2 separate regions of the Mus musculus genome follow, and region 2 is linked to region 1. Evidence: chromatin loops called from intact Hi-C (ENCODE). Cell type or tissue: gastrocnemius. All regions are shown on one strand.

What was found. A loop is a pair of places that touch in the nucleus more often than their neighbours do. Peaks named below come from ENCODE experiments on the same cell type or tissue, not always from the same donor. Only the 100,000 strongest peaks of a DNase experiment are listed, where the experiment ranks them.
Region 2: a loop joins it to region 1, with 2.9 times the contacts of the local background. A loop is called at or near these places in 13 of 42 quality-filtered maps.

What each region holds. Positions count from the first base shown.
Region 1 is chr8:84,733,285-84,741,284 of GRCm38, reverse strand. All of the region lies in intron 2 of Nfix (nuclear factor I/X), which reads left to right. Among named protein-coding and RNA genes, the nearest start is that of G430095P16Rik, 14 kb to the right of the region's middle. In gastrocnemius, a CTCF peak has its summit at 3,565 (motif pointing right); DNase peaks (open chromatin) are centred at 3,540, 5,528 and 7,125; H3K4me3 peaks cover 4,783 bases; H3K27ac peaks cover 7,885 bases.
Region 2 is chr8:84,794,353-84,802,352 of GRCm38, reverse strand. Nfix (nuclear factor I/X) reads left to right here and starts at 1,985. Exons shown (of 11, transcript NM_001371053.1): 1 at 1,985-2,355. The coding sequence starts at 2,329. In gastrocnemius, a CTCF peak has its summit at 3,129; DNase peaks (open chromatin) are centred at 3,721, 4,226, 4,746, 7,657 and 3 more places; H3K4me3 peaks cover 5,541 bases; H3K27ac peaks cover 6,872 bases.

The DNA.
Region 1 (8,000 bases):
CCTGTTGGGCCAAAGGTGGTTCAGGTTGTCCTGTCCCTCTGGGTGGAGCCCTCCCTGTAGCCACAAGTTCCAAAAACTGTGGAGGAGAAGGGAGCTAGCAGGAGTGCTCAAGGAAGAAGGCAGGAGGAAGGAAGCAACCCCATTGTCATCCCTAAATTACTGGCTGGGATGGCAGGGGAGGAGGCGGAAAGCCGACATTGTTTACTTAATTAAAAGTAAACAACAATTTGCCGCTGCCAGCCTCCCATTAGCTGTGTGTGGAGCCCTAGAGCAAAACGGAGACTGACTTTAGGCTTTCGCTCCCACCAAGCTGACATCCCCAGCCTTGGCTTTTCCCTGATAAAGCCCTTCCCGCCTAGATCCCTTTCCACTCAGGCTCAGGAGGGAAGATGAACCAAAAACTTTCAGGAGTATCCCACAGGATGTGGGTCAGAATATATGTATTGAGACACCACTGTTTCAGGATGCGGTGGGGGCTCTAGTCTGCTCCTGTAGACTGCTCCCTGCTAGATATCAGTCAGGCCAGGTTGTGTCAGCTAGGGTGAAGCAGAGGCTTTTCCTCCCAGCCAGATGTTGTTCCCTGAGAAAAGGGCGGAGTCTCATGACCTAAGGGCCTAGTCCATACTACCTGGAGGCCAGGGCCTTCTCTACCCACCTCCCACATTTCCCTTTTAGCAGCTTATAAGCTTCCATCTTTTTGGCTCTGCTCCCAGAAGGGGCTGCTCAGGGCTCCCGGAGGGCTAAGGAGAAAGTCAGGCTTCTTGGGGGCTGTAAGAGAGGGGCTGCTGGACACATGCCCTCTCCTCCAGGTCAAGAGAGCTTCATGTAACACACACACACACACACACACACACACACACACACACACACACACACTGGGGAACTCCTTTAAATAGGGATGGTGAGTGTAAAAGGTTGTGGGGCACTTCTGCTGGCCTCTGGGGCCTTGGCAGACCATCTTTTCAAGGTCTGTCTCCACTTCTCCTGTAGAGCCTGTCACAGTGATGGAGAATGCAGGTTTCAGTCAGTCTGGATCTTGCTCAGGCATGACCTCAGAGTCAGGTCACCTGCTGAGAGAAAGTCACAAAGGCATAGGAGCGCATGTTACACGCCAAGGACCTTGTCCTTTATAGAACACTCTCAAGCCTTTGGGGACCAAGTGACCAGGTGGGGTTGTAGCTCAGAAAAGGAGCTGGCCAAGAGTGTGCAGTCAAAGGGGCAAATGTGAGAGAGGAGGCCCTATTAGTGCATGCCTGAAGCTGCAGGATTCAACTACTGCTCTAAGTGAGCCAGTCCTGGCCCCTGTGAACCTTTGTAATTGTACAGACATTTTGGTTGGGGCTAACAGGAGGCTTAGCACCAAATGAGCAGAGGCCTGGGATGCTGTCTGACCCACAGAACATGGACAGTCCCTGCACTGCATCCCAGACAGTGTCCTGGTCTCCGGGTCCACAGTATGAGGGTTAAGAAGAAATGTGTCTTTTCAAGATTTCAGTTCTTTCTTCATTCCCTTTGCCCCTCTGGGTTCAGGACACACACACACACACACACACACACACACACACACACACACACACACACACACACAGATCTCAGGATTCACACACATCAGGACATTCACAGGCACTGGCACACAGAACAATCTGGGAAGTTGGTCCTGCACTTAATTGAATTAAGGGGCTGGGTTTGGCAGGACATTGTGTATCTGAGCTGCACTTTCTTACACGAGGCAGGAGGCAGCCACTCAGGCCCCCTGAGCAAGCTGTCCCTTCCTCCTTTTCCCTCCAGCCCTCCACTTCCCTTGCCAAAGATCATACACAGGAATAGCCCTCTCAGTTGCTTGCTTTCTCCCCATGTTACTCCTTGATGCTCAGCTGGTGTAAGTTGAGGACCAGGGCCTCCTGAGAAGGTGCTTCCAGACTGAGGCTGGGGCACTGTCGGGGAGAACTAACGGGCCAGTCTCTCCGCCTGGTTCCCATCCTATATTTGCATAGGAGCTGCAAGTACTGCTGAGTAGAAAGTGGAACAGGCCAGGTGGCAGTGGCACAGGCCTTTAATCCCAGCACTCAGGAGGCAGAGGTAGGCGGATCTCTGTGAGTTGTACAGAGCAAGTTCCAAGACAGCCAGGGCTACACATAGAAATGCTGTCTGAAGGAGGGAGCGGGAGAGGGTGAAGCAGTCTTTCGGTCTTTGCCAAATTTAAACCTCTGACCACTACCTAAGAGATAGGAATGATTTGCTCTTGATATTCCAGGCCAGTAGCCCTACGAATAGGTGCAGAGCATGCCTGTGGAGGCTTGGAGGGCTGGGGCCCGAAGCCCTTCCTCACGGTAACCAGGTGGGGCAGAATGTGGTAAGCTGACAGTCCCTTAGAGTTCTGTCTCATCTGGCATGCATTCCCACTTCAGCCTCTGCTGAAGGGTCTCAGGTATCTGATCTCAGCCCAGAGTCAAGGCTCACTCTGAGAAGTCCTCACCAGAGCCTAATTTTGGTCCCTGGGAGGGCTCATCAGGAGTGAGACTAGAGGACAATCAGGCCAGCCTCCCCAGCGCCATTTCCAAGCACACCACAGCACAGCACAGTCTGGGTCCTGCCACTGCACTGCCCCGAATCCATTCAGAGGAAACCCCAAGCAAACTCCTAACAGCGGGCAGTGAAGGCACCCAGGGAGCCATGGAAGGGATCCCAGCCCTTCTGAAGCCCAGTGGGTGGGGGTTTCCTCCCTTGACTCCTGTGTGCTGGGGCTGGGGACTGACCAATGGATGAGGGAGGCAGCCAGGTCCAGCCAGACCCTTCGAAGTAATCTGTACTGCCCAGGGTCAGGGGGGCTGCAGGGCTGGCCTCACCTCGGCTAACCTCTGGGCGGAACAAAGGGGCCTTTCTCCCGCTTGCAGCCCGGGAGGGTGTGCCTGCCTGTTTCTGCCGCCCTCACAAGCACAAGCGGCGCTTTCCTGTGCCGAGGTTTTGTTTTTGTTTTTGTTTGTTTTTTCTCTTCTTGACTTCTCCATTTTTCTCCCTGTCTGACGCTCCTATTCTGGCTTTCAGTCCCCATCTTTTCACTCCTGCCATGTGGGTGGTAGAAAGATTTTTTTCTTTCCAAGAGTTACCAAGTGTAAAGACAAGTTAGCACCGAGGGTGTCCAGCGCACCTTGGGGGCACTCTTGGGGTCAACAACAGAAAACTCTCAAATGGGAAGCAGCTTACTGGGGCCCGGATGGACCCCTGCGGACCAAACACCTGGCAGCCTCACCTTCTGCTTCTCCTTGCCTCCCTTTTGGAGGCCTCCTTCCACCCCGTTCCCCACTGCAAGCTGTTCCTATTCAAGGTGTATGGCGAGCTCTGCCCTGACCACATCCGAGAATGTGCTTGTGCAGTCATGGGAGCCGCTGTCTGAGGCAGCTCCGTTCCTGATACAGATGCGAGGTCTGGTGGTCATGCTGGGTTCTTGCCCTTCCTGCTGGGCTCAGCACGTGTTCAGAGGGAACCCTGTCTGCGGAACTTCTAGGCCAGCACCCCACGGGCTCGCCCTACTGTGACCGGCAGAGGGCAGCTAGTGTTAACTCGCTGCGCCACCTAGCTACCTTGTTGGGGAGCGCAACGTGAAGCTCCTTGAGCCCCCGCAGGGTCCTCAAGGATCTTTGGCACCTGCTAGCCTGATGTATAGGTGGATTGGTGTTTGTATTCCGTAAATAGCCCGAGTTTCCCTTATATGTACGTGGTACTTTCTATGAAATCGTCCGTAGTGAAAGTCAAGTCTCCATTAACATCTCATCTTCTGTATAGGTCTAAGCTGTACTGTATTAGGAGGCCAGAGAGACTGACTAGGGGGTCTAAATAACAAGAAGGCTCAGCCTTCTTAGTCTAGGCCCAAAGTCCTTCCCAGCCCCCAGTGCCACATGAGACTTGTTGAGGCTCTTCGGGCTCTGATTAGAAAATTGGAGTTAGTCAGGCATGGTTAGTGTACGCCTTTTATCCCGACAATCTGGAGGCAGAGGCAGGCAGATCCCTGAGTTCAGGGCTAGCCTGGTCTACAGGATGAGTTTCAGGACAGCCAGGGCTACATTGTCTAAAAAAAAAAGATAATAATAACAGACAATCTTTTATTAAAACTTAAAAAAAAAAGCCAACAACACGAAACACATTTGGAGTCAAGATTCCAGGTCCTTCGTGTCTTGTGTAAATGGCTCTAGCAGGCTTTGGGCCTCCCGGGTGGAAGAGGAGCAGGCCATGAGCAGAGTACTTTCTTGCCCTGCTCTTTTCTAGGAGCCCTGGGCTCCTCTGTCCATCGAGTCCTTTGATAGGAGGCTCAGCTCAGGATTACAGGATTAAAGGTGGAAACAGGAAGGTGCTAGCTAGGAGATGCTCTGTCCCCTGGGGGGTAGGAGGGGGAGCCAGAGTAGAAGCCACAGTTGCAAGAAAGATCTAGAAAGGGCTCTTTAGAGTCTTAGAGAGGTGGTGGAGATGAAGCAGTAAGCAAAGTCAAGAGGCCTTGTCCTCCTGGAGCTGATGGAGGGTTCCCTTGAGACCCAGGCCGCCAGTCTGCCAGTGCTGACCCAGCTGGAAGTTACCCAGCGGGGAAGGTTTGAAGACAGGGCTGCTAGGCCTGTAGGTGGGAACCAAGTCCTGCTGAAACATCTGATTATGGGATGTGTTTGTGTCTGCCTTCCTTTTACCAACCAGTGTTGGTCTGCCCACAGCCAGGGCACTGCTCTGGAGGGGCTGAGGCGGGTACTCCAACGCAGCTTGCCCTGTATGGCCAGGTAAGGTGGGTGGGCTCTGCTAGGTTCCCCACTGAGCCCCAGCATTCTTTACAGGAGTAGGCCACAGGGGGAACAGGATTAGAGACGCCTAGGGTAGCAGAGGTGCAGGGGCTCATGCCCTGTCCCCCCATCTCTGTCCCGCAGGCTCCATGTCCTATGGTGAAGAAGCTGTAACTTAGGGAACCTTCTCTGCACTGAACTGAAAGGACTCACTTCTCTTTCTCCTCAGATCTTCTCCTTCCTCCTCCTCTTCCTCCTCCTCCTCCACTGAAATCTTGTGGGTGGGCATGGAGGCTCCGGGCCTGTGGGTCCCAGCTCACCCTCTGCTGCGTGCCCTTCTTTACACAGACGAGGACTGAGAAGCAGGTCACGCCGCCTTCAGCATCATTTCTCCCTGAAGCAGCGTTCTGCCCGGGTTGCCTCCTTCTCTGCCTCCTCTCCCCCTGCCTCCTCTGGCTTCCGCACAGGCCTCCTTCCCCACACTGCTTGGCCTGACCCTAATTCTTTCCCTAGCTCTTCTCCACTGCACTTTTCCTCCTGGACTAGACTTTATGTCTTCCTTGAAGCTCCTGCGGTTCCAGGCAGTCACCTATGTGACCTTCAGAGCCTCTGTTGCCCCTCTCATTCAGGTCTGGCATTAGGGACTGACTACTTCCCTCCGAGAGTAATTAGACCAAGGGCAAATGTATTTGGCTGGGGTAGAGGTGGGGGGGGTGCTGCCCAGCCCTGGGAAGGGGAAACACTATTAATAGCCTCAGGAGCAGCTGGGGATGGGGGTGGGTATCTGGCTAGCCCAGCCTAGCCTGGCCTGGCCTGGCCTGGGCAACTCAAAGGTCCAGAAAGGGCAATGCTGGAAATAGAGGGAGTGGGGTGGGGCTCAGCTTCACAGGACACACATTCCCCACCCCCACCCCCACCCCAACACTGGCTTTCTCTGGCTTGTGGTGTATTGAAGGCATTGCCCGCTGTCAGTTTCTACCCAGCACCTTGAGGAGGGGCAGGTTCTTAGGTTAGGGGGTACTTGTCTGGACCCCATTGTCATATGATCCCTGGATTCAGGCCCTTGGAAATGCTAGACACAACTGCTGGCAAATTATGGCACCAGCCAACATTGCCAGGAGTGGATTTGTCTGTAAAGAAGGCAGGACTATGGGCAGCAGGAGGTGGTGCCTGCCATCCTAGGGCACGGGTCTCTGCTTTTGGTATCTTCAGCTCTCTCAACTCCAGGAATGAGCAGGGCAGTGCAGGGCAGGTTATTGGAGCTGAAATCTCAGAATCCAAGGGCAAGCTCTGTGCTCCCCACTTCTCTTTTGGCTTTGCCTGTCTCCTGGGGTCTTTTCCCCATCCCTCCTCATGTGGTGAGCAGCCTCAGACCGTTTACTAACTAAAGACTGCTGTAGGAGGACATACCTATATTACAGGTGCATCTGGGTCTGCCCTTTAGTGGCTGAGAAACCCCTCTGCTGCTGTTAGTGAGCCAGGCCCCACTGCTCACTCCTGGGGCCTTTGGGTCACTGGTGAGCTGAAGCAGCAGATGAAGAGAAATGGCGATTGGATATAAGAATCAGGAGAGTGTGGGAAGCTGCTGCACAGAGCCAGGCTTTAGGCCAGGAGCTGTGGTCCATGTTTCTGATCCATTCCTGATCCAGGAACTCAGCAGGCAGGTGTTACCTACAGCAGGCAGGTTTTGACTGTTACCTACAGCCAAGCAACCAACGTGAACTCTGCCAAGGCCACTTGGACCAGGAGGCTCTGGAACATGGACCTTACTTGAGGTGTTCATGCCATTGCTGCCTGCCTTTGCCTAGATGTTTCTCTTTGTCTCCTTTGTGCTAGGATAAAGCCAGGGTCTCCAGATTGGTAGAGGACCCACATAGTTCTCCAGCAGTCTAGACCAGTGGTTCCTTTCTGGGCAGGTTTAGACTCAAGGGGAAGAGAAGGTGAGCCTGGACCAGGTGCCTTCTGCCTCTTCTCGACTCTCTGAGTCATCCCCTCTCTTTCGGCCTCTGTACTACCTCCTACCCTCCACCTCTGATGGGAACATTGCCTTGGTGGCAAAGCACCTCTGAGATACCCCGCTGGGATCAGTATTGCTACCTAGCAAACCGTGGGTCTGCTTGTTCATTTCTGGTCCTTGAGTTGCTGGGTCTACATGTGGGCTTACCCATGTGTTCCCAGGTGGCCCCTGTTAGGCTGGGTGTCTTTGTCTGTGACCTCACCTCCTTCCTCTCCTCTGCTGGCCTCAGCCTGTCATCTCTGAGCCCTCCATTCCCCTACCAGCTTGTCGCCCTTGTCCCACTGCTCAGTGCCCATCTCAGTCTCCAGTTCTCCCTAGATCTCTGGCAGTTGGCAGATGCCTGGCAGGGCACATCCAGCCGCTCCTGGCAGGCGAGGACCTCCCTGGAAGGCCGGACTGTCCCGGGGTAGAGGGAGATGGGAACCCCACTCTTGTTTTCTAGGAGAAAGGCCTGAGTTTGGGAACACCTTCTCCCTATATGAAGGTGGTGGTGGGAGGCTTGGTGGCTGAAGGGTGGGTGATGAGGGTTCCCGTTTCCACAACATGAGTGGTGCCGAGTAAGAGCTGAATAAGATAGCCTTCTCCTCATGTAGGACCCCGAGCTATAGAGTGAAGACAGGCTGGTGGTTTACCCTCAGCTTAGGGGACCTACAGACTCCTCCTACACGGTACCTAGGAAGCAGGGGGAGAAGATGGTGAGAGTAAAATGTCATTTTCCCATGCTATCTCTGGCCCACCAGGTCCCTGTTGTCCAGCCCACAAGAGTATTCACCTGTCTCGCCCGGTGCCTCAGCCCTCAAGTAGACCGTATGTCCCTGTGGTCTTATGACTTATTCTCTTTCCCTTCCTGAAACTTGCTCCCTCTGGAACATCCCCTACTCCCCTGGCAGGTGTCTCAGGTCAAAGCCAGAGTCCTTGATGTCTGCGAGATGAGGTGATGAGGGTATAGAGGAAGGTTGGTAGACACATGTTTCACCCTCCTTACTCACCCACAGCTCCAAGGCTGTGATTCCGGGTAGGTTCCTGCTCCTAAACCGTGAGAATCTCGAGGTGACAGAAGGGACGTCCCAGCCCCTGGACAGCTTTAGGTTGTGTGTTTATGTTAGCTTGGGCACAGGTAGGGAACATCGGGAAGGAGAGGGAGACCTGAGAAGGCCCTTGTCTCCCCAGCCCCGCCTCCCTCTGCCCTCTGGCTGCCCTGCGCTCTCAAGGACTTCCTCAGT
Region 2 (8,000 bases), 61 kb before region 1:
CTGCTGGGTCTCTCTCTCTCTCTCTCTCTCTCTCTCTCTCTCTCTCTCTCTCTCTCTCTCTCTCTCTCTCTCACACACACACACACACACATATGGGGAAAACATGTTACAGATCTCCAATGTGGCTGCACTGACCGTGTTGGGTCAGTGCTGATGCACTCAGTGTCCTATGGCCTCATCTCCTGTCATTCACACTCACATTTCCATCAGTGACCAGTATTCCCTGTCCTGATAGCTATGTTCCCCGTGCTTTGCAGAGGGAGGTGGAAGCACCTTTGCTGACTCATAGATACCTCCATGAGTACAGCCACACCCACGCCACTACTCAGAATATACTGAACACACACACACACACACACACACACACACACACACACACACACACACACACACAAAACTGGCCTTGCTCATACCCACACCAGACACCCCAGGCGCATCGCCTGCCCCCCATCTCAGAGGTTTGGGACGAGGGGCATAGCATTCAGGGACATTTATGCATACACATCCTTGTACCTCCTAGCCCCTACATACTCACTCACGCACACCTGGGCTCCTATACCACCCTGCCAGACAATGCATTGCTGAGAATTGCCACAGCTTCTTGGCTGGGGGGTGGGGGTGGGGACTGACAAGGTGCTGGCTGCACCTAGCAATAGGAGGGAGCTCTACCTTGGTGGGATCTGCCTGGGGACTGGGGCACAGTCTTCCCATCAACCTAGAGTCACCCAACAGTTCTCTATGTCCTACTTCAGAGTTTCCAGTACCCCCTTCCCAGCTTCTTTCTTCCCTCCCTCTCTGTGAAGACTTTTCCTTTCTCTCTCTGTTGCGAGAGAGAGAGAGAGAGAGAGAGAGAGAGAGAGAGAGAGAGAGAGAGAGAGAGAGAGAGAGTGAGAGAGAGAGAGAGAGAGAGAGTGTGTGTGTGTGTGTGTGTGTGTGTGTGTGTTTTGAAACAGGGTCTCAGTACACAGGTCAAGCCAGCCTCAAACTATGTAGCTCAGGCTGGTCTACAGCTCAGTTATAATTTTTCTCTTGGAGCTTCTGAGTGCAGGGATTGCAGACAGATGCCATATGCCAACCCACCCCACCTCATTCCCATCTGCAGTGGAAATGGGGAATCCTGGGCCTGCAATGGGCTGGAGCATCACCACAATACAAATAATGTTCCTAAGTCCCAGGACATGTGCAAAGCTATGGGAGACATATGAAGGGTAAGGGTGGTGTGTGTGTGTGTGTGCGCGCGCATGCATGCGTGTTATACTTGAGAGAGTTTTTACAGAACCTGCCAGCTGTTTTGCTATCAGGATTGTAGATCAGTGTGCCCTAGGTCTGGGGTATATCTGGCCAACTCAATGTATAACGTGTGTGTGTGTGTGTGTGTGTGTGTGTGTGTATGTACAGTGATACTTTGTGTCCTTTGTATGGGGGCTCCCATGTGTCAGTGTCACCATGTCTGGGTTGCCATAGCTGTCTTCCAAGATATTTTGGCGTGGCTGTGTGTTGGTGTGTCATTGTGTATCCAGAGTGTGACAAGGTATATATGGTTGTGTGATCGTGTGTGTCAATATTCTGCAGGAACATGTGTGGCACGTGCATGTATGTTAGTGTGGCTCTCCGCATCTGTCTGCATTGGGACGACATGTGACAGTAGGTGGTGTGTGGCTCTTGCTCGTGTCTGTGCCCGGTGTGCACCGCCGTCTGCTGCGACTCCATGAGGAATAGGCCCTGCGTTCCTTCGTGACATTTGTGCCCGTCCAAGCCCTGCTGCGTGTCAGCGTGTGTCGGCGCCCGAACGCCGGCCAGCACGTGTCGGGGCGGCCGCGTCGGTGTGCGTCCCCGCGTGTATGTGTGTGTGCGTGTGTGCGTGTGTGCATGTGTGTGCGCGCCGGCCGCGCTCACCCGCCCCGCCCGCCCCTCCCCGCGCCCCTCCTCCCGCCCGCGCCGCCCGCCCGCTCCCTCTCCCCGGAGTGCGCCGCTTCCAAACTTTGTCTAAACTTTCACTTTCACAGCGCGGCGGCGGCGGCGGCGGCGGCGGTGGCGGGCGAGGGCGAGCGGCCGAGCGGCGGCGGCATGGAGTAGACGCGCGGCGGCGGCGGCGGCGGCGGCGGACGCGAGAGGCAGCGGCGAGCGCGGCGGCGGCCCGGAGCCCGCGGGGCCGAGCCTGTGAGCGCGGAGCGGCGGCGGGCCGAGCGGGGCCGCGGGCCGGGCGGGCGCCGCGCGGCAGAGGCCGGAGCAGCGGAGCCGGAGCCCGAGCGCCAGCCAGCGCGACGCCGCCTGCCGGGCCTGCCCTCGCCGCGGCCGGCCTCCGCGCTCGCGCCCGGGCGCCCAGCGATGTACTCCCCGTACTGCCTCACCCAGGTACCGGCCGCCGCCCCCGCGCCCCGGGAGGGCCGGGCCGGGGTCCCGCAGGCGCGCGGGCAGCGGGCGGGGCGCGGGGGCGCTGCCCCGGGGCGCGCGGCAGGAGTGCGTGGAGAGGGGGCGAGGGGCGAACGCGCGCGGCGGGGTGCGGCGGACAGCGGACCCCTGCTGCTGCGCGGCGACGCGGCGTGGTGGCAGGCGCGGGCGGGCAGGGTGACACGGCGGCAGGAGGCAGAGTGGCCCCGGGGCGCGGGGGAGCACGGGCGGGCGGCGTTCCGTGCGCGCGGCGCGGCGCGGCCGCCCCGGGGTGGCAGTGGCGGGCGTGTGGGCAGCGGCTCTGCGTGCGGCTGGGGTGCCCCGGGCGGCCCGAGCGGCCCGGGCGTCTCCCCAAAGTCTTTGTTCAGGCCTCGCATGGGAGCGGGGCTGAGAAAATGGCGGGGCTCCCAAATTTCGGAGGGGCAGGGGAGGGGAGGGAGGGACGGGCGTGCTGCCAGCCCGGGCCGCGCCTCTCTGCGGATCCTGGACGTTTGCAGACGCGGCTCCCCGGCCCCAAACTTTCCTCCGTGCAAACTTTCCGGTCTCGAAGACCAGGACCGCCGCTGCGTGAACCTGGAAGTGCCCCGGGGAATCCCGGTCCGCTACCCGCAGGCGGGAAGGGCGGGAGCGGCGGCGGCCACCGCAGGTCGACCCTGTTGGGATCAGCCGTCGGGTCAGCCTCGGGCACAGCAGCGCCGACCTTGGCGTGCTTCGGGAGCGCGAGCGCGAGAACGCGTCCCGCCTCCAGCGAAGTTCCCTGCGCTATGGTGTAGCGGAGGCTCAGGCCTGGAGCGTGCCTGATCTGCCACCCCACTCTTTTTAGCCGTGACTCCAAGCTCTGAGAGGGCACCAGCCAGACCAACCCAGATCTAGAGGGGCCCTCACAGCTCTATCTGCAGGACCAGGCCAGGGCAGATGACAGATTTCGGCAGGCAGAGGGAATTTGTGGAGGTTGTCTAGCCTTGCCTGCTGGCCAGGCCTGTCTGTGGGAGCTCTCTAGGCCAACCCCAAGTCCCTAATGGCAATCCTTTGCTAAACCAGAGCCCTTTCCGACAAGTGCTAAAAGTGCCACCACCTTAGAGTGGGAACATATACTCATGGTGTGTATATATGGCCAGGTATTCAAGGAGCATGCCAGGATGTTTTGAAGGGCAAGAAGGTATATGCAGGCGGGTTGCAGTTCCAGCGACACCACGTTCTTGTAGTCCCAGGGGCTACTTGTCTGTGTGTCTAGAGTCTGTGTGTGACTTCTGTAGGCTGGCAGTGGCCAGACTGCGTGGCACAAACACAGATGACCAGGGGAGATGGTGTGTCTTCCAGTACAAATCACGTGCAAGTGTGTGTCAGCGGAGGAGCCCATGCTCGCCTGTCCTGCAAGCGTTAAGAGCCAATCTGACCACCATAGCAGTGTGGGTCTGTTCCTTCAAGTTGTCAACTACTCTGTGTTGGGTTCCCCACAGGAGGACCTGGTCAGCTATCTAGATCTGAGCTGTGGCTCCCTTCAGGGAGATTGATGATCTGCTGGTGTCTGAGTGCTAGTGGGACAAAGACCCCATGTCCCAGCAGCTACCTTGTCTACCAGGCTGCTAGCCTGCCTCCACTCCAACCTTGCCAGACATCTGGGCTTACCCCCTCCTCACCCATGGGTCAGGTGAAGCACCCACCACTGGAGAGAAAAAAACCAGCTAATGCCCGGGTGCCAAGGCTACCCGGAGGAACTGGGATGGCCCCCAGATTTGGGGTGATGGCCTCAGTTTGGCTCTGTGGCACTCCAGAAGGGAATACGGGCTCCAATCTGTGCGAGTTTCATCTTGCACATGCCAGGCTGCCTGGGAGGGGAGTGGGCACAGTCTCACCAGTCTGCCAGCCCTGCATGGTGGGCAGGGAAACCCCTTTGCTTAGGGTCCTTGGCAGCCTTCGGTCATCAGGGTCTGGCTGTCCCTGCCTCTCGGCCACTTCTCTTTCTACTGCCATAGTTTGCCTCCCATCTTTGCTTCTCTAACAACCTCTTTTGCTGGCTGGCCTTTTTGTGTGTGTGTGTGTTTCTCTATCTCTGCTCTTTGTTCCTTGTCATGTCTGTCCTGTGTTTCTAGGTGTCCCTCTGTCCCTGTCTCTGGTTTTGTTCTGGCCTCCCCCATTTCTCTCTCAGACTCTCTCTACACCCCTTGCCCCCTCTCCCTTTTCTTTCTTTCTTTTTTCAAACCAGAATTGGCGTCAATTTTAAAGTCAATAAATGATTGAACAGAAGCAAGCTTGGAGCAGCGGGGCTTGGTGGGGCAGGCAAGAGGAAGGGTAGTGGGGAGGATCTCCTAGAAAAGAGAAACTGATCCAGCGGTGGGTGGGGCCATTGTTGGAGCTGCTGGAGCCCTTTACTGCCACAGGCCTGAGTCTCAGGCGGACATCAGGAGTCGGATGGACTCGGTGGACCCCGTGGGCCCCTCGACAACGGACACACCACACATGTGCCATCGCCGCCAAGGGGAGATCATAAACACCGTATTCACCTTGACGTCACCAGACACATAGCTCTTGTCATACATTTCAGCACCCATGTGCCCCTTGGAATGGGATACGTGGTGTATTCATTCATGTAAGTTCAGACATGAAAACCTCCCTGTCACATAGCCACCAAGGCCAAAGTATGTGCCTGTGTTCATAAACAACACTTCACAGGCATCACAAGACAGCCATGTGCGGATGTGGCTCCTAGAGTCCCAGCACCCTCGACACAAACTCATCCACAGCAGGTGTGCATGTGCACACTAGGCTGAGAGCAGTGGGCATACGTCCTCACATGGAGACATGACATCATTGGCTTTCAAGTCGTGAATGAGACTTTCTCTTAATATCTACATGCACACCCATATCTTCCCACTCCTGTCCACACGAACACATATGCTAATATGTAGACAGTTGTGAACACACACAACAACACACATGGATGTACACAGATAGGATCACCCTCGGAGGGCACCTCTGCCAATCTTCCTGTGGTGGTCATAGAACCTTTGATCTCGTACAGTCATGTACACACCTGAAGGTGAGCTGGACCTGCCCTTTGTCTGTGGCCTTTTCGGTTCACTATGGCCACTCTTCTGTCCCCGTAGACTATGGACTGCTTTTTGTTCTTGAACCAACTGGTATCCACGGTTTGCTTTTTTCATTTGATTCTTAATATGGATATCTTGCCGTATAGCCCAGGCTGGCCTTGAGCTTACAGTGGTCATCTTGGGGCTACAGGGGTGAACCACCATGCTCTATCTTGGTAGTTTTGCTTTTGTGGTTGTTTGATGGAGACAGGATGTCATGCATCCCAGGCTAGCTCTGTATTGAAGATAGGATCCCCTTGTCTCCACTCTTAAGAGCTTGGACCATGGGTGTGAACCACCGCCTAGAGGTACTGGCTTTTCTTTCTGTGGCCCTGGCTTTGCACACACCTCCTATTCCTAACATAAAAAACGAGACAGACACAAGTTGGGTTACTTTTGGCACCCCACTGGGGTCCTGGGAGATTTCCTGGGGTGGGCCTGACTGAGTTCAGAGCCATGGTTCTTTTGGGTTAATACATTCCCCAAAGGAGCTTGGGTTCTAGGCCTAGACATGAGTGTCTTATGCACTTTCCAGGGCTGCCAGATGGAGGGTGTCGGGGCAGAGGTCAAGGACTAGTCAGAGTGGGGTTGGGGGAATTTAAGTTTCTGCTCTGCACCTCCTGGTCTTCGGTTTTCCTGGTCTGTAAAGCACATGCATATCTTTTAGCCCTGTAATGCAGCTCACTGCCATGATGAGTACATGATGTGTGCTTGAGAAGTGTCCCTGTTATAGTGGTTGTCATCATCTGGACCCTCCTTGAATAGAGAAGGTTGATCATGAAAGCAAGAAGAGTTGGAGCCCTTTGCCACTGTGGCAATCCTCATGTACGTCCTGGAGGAGGAAGCAAGAACTTGGGAGGACAAGGCTCAGCTCTTTTTCTCTTATTGGGGTCCTGTAGCCTCCACTAAGCGGAGGGTGACAGATTTCACAGTAGGGTAAGGTGACTGGCGTGAAATGAGGAGATGGCCTTTCCAGTCTAATGGGAACTAGGTGTCTCTTGGTAAAGAGTATGTAAGCACCCCTGGATCTGGATGGAGTTGGACAAAGCATGGAGACTTGGTTCATCATGAGATGTCTCCACTGCTCCAAGCCACTTACAACGCTGCACTGATTGCGATGGGGATCCACAGGACACTGTGTGAGCACTTGACAGTGTGGGCAAGATCCTGAGGTGACTCTGGGTCCATGTGTTTTGACTGCATAGATTATCTGTACCCAGGAATGGGGCTGGAATTTGGGGTCTCGAAGCACCCGTCCTCCAGTTAATCAAGACAGGCATAGAAGACCCCTAACTACTTTCTCCACCTTGGCAATGGGCATACAGCTTTATCCCTGGTAAGCTGGATCGATGAACAAGAGGGCTGCCTACTCTCCTGCCTCCAAAGTCCTTGGTGTGGGGTCAGGAGGATGAAGGGATGTCTGTGATAGGCTGCCAGGGTTCTCAAGATCCCTGTATCTCGGTCAGCATGCCGGGTGGTCTTACAGAAATCCATGTCCTTGGGACCCCTATGACCGTGTGGGTGTTCATTTCCAGTTTTTTTTTTTTTTTTTGAGTCTGTTGATAGGTGCTATATGCATTCGACTTTAAGGACTGTCTCAGTTTTTTTTCTCTTATGTGTTTGGTGACAGTGTGGCTGAGATGTGCATCACCACATTTGTTCATGCCTCTGTAGCATGTCCTTGTCCAGGCCTTGGATAACACTGTAGCTGTCACTGTCACCACCACCGTTGTGGCTGTGCTTTAGAGTGGAGTGACTGTGTCACAGTGACAAGCAGGTCCCTCCTGTAACAATGAATTGGCCTCTATTTTTTTCTGGAAGGAAAGCAGTCACTGCTAAGTGTGTATCGGTAGCTCACACATGTGTCAGCCTGCACTCACATACATGCCAGCATATGTCTGTGTGTGTCAGGCCCCCACCACCACCCCATGTCATTGTATATCCAGGGCTTGTCCCTGTGAGTGCTGTGTCTTACCACATGGCACTTCTCTCAGTCATTCCTTAGCCTCTAAGCATCATGCATGACGCCCATGAGGTCCCTCAGCTTAGCAGCTGGAAGCAGGCTGGCCTCTTGTCCCTTCCCGTGAGGTTGTGTGGCCGGGGTGGCCCTGCTGTGGGCCCTGCTGTCCTCTCCCTGTCCTGGACAGAAGCTCATTGTGCAGGCAAGGTGCGGGGTGTGTTGGGGCCGCCCATAGACCTCCCTCTGTCTGTTCAGTGCACATTGATTTTGGCTTCTGCCTGTGGCTGCCCTGGCCTGACCAGCTGGGTATTCGGCTGTCTCTGTGGACCTGAGGCCACTGTCCCTATAGTCCTAAGCGCCCCATTGCCAGACTTGCCTTGGGGTCCATACCCCAGAGCCAGTTGGTATCCCTGGGAGGCTCTGGGGGTTCAGATTTGGAAACTGAGGCCCCCTTTCCTTCCCCCTTTCTCCAGCTCTTTCCTCTCTCCCTCCTCCATTCCTCCCCCTCCCGCTCCCTCTCTCCCTCTCTCTCCTGCCAAACGCATCTTGGCTCTCTCTGA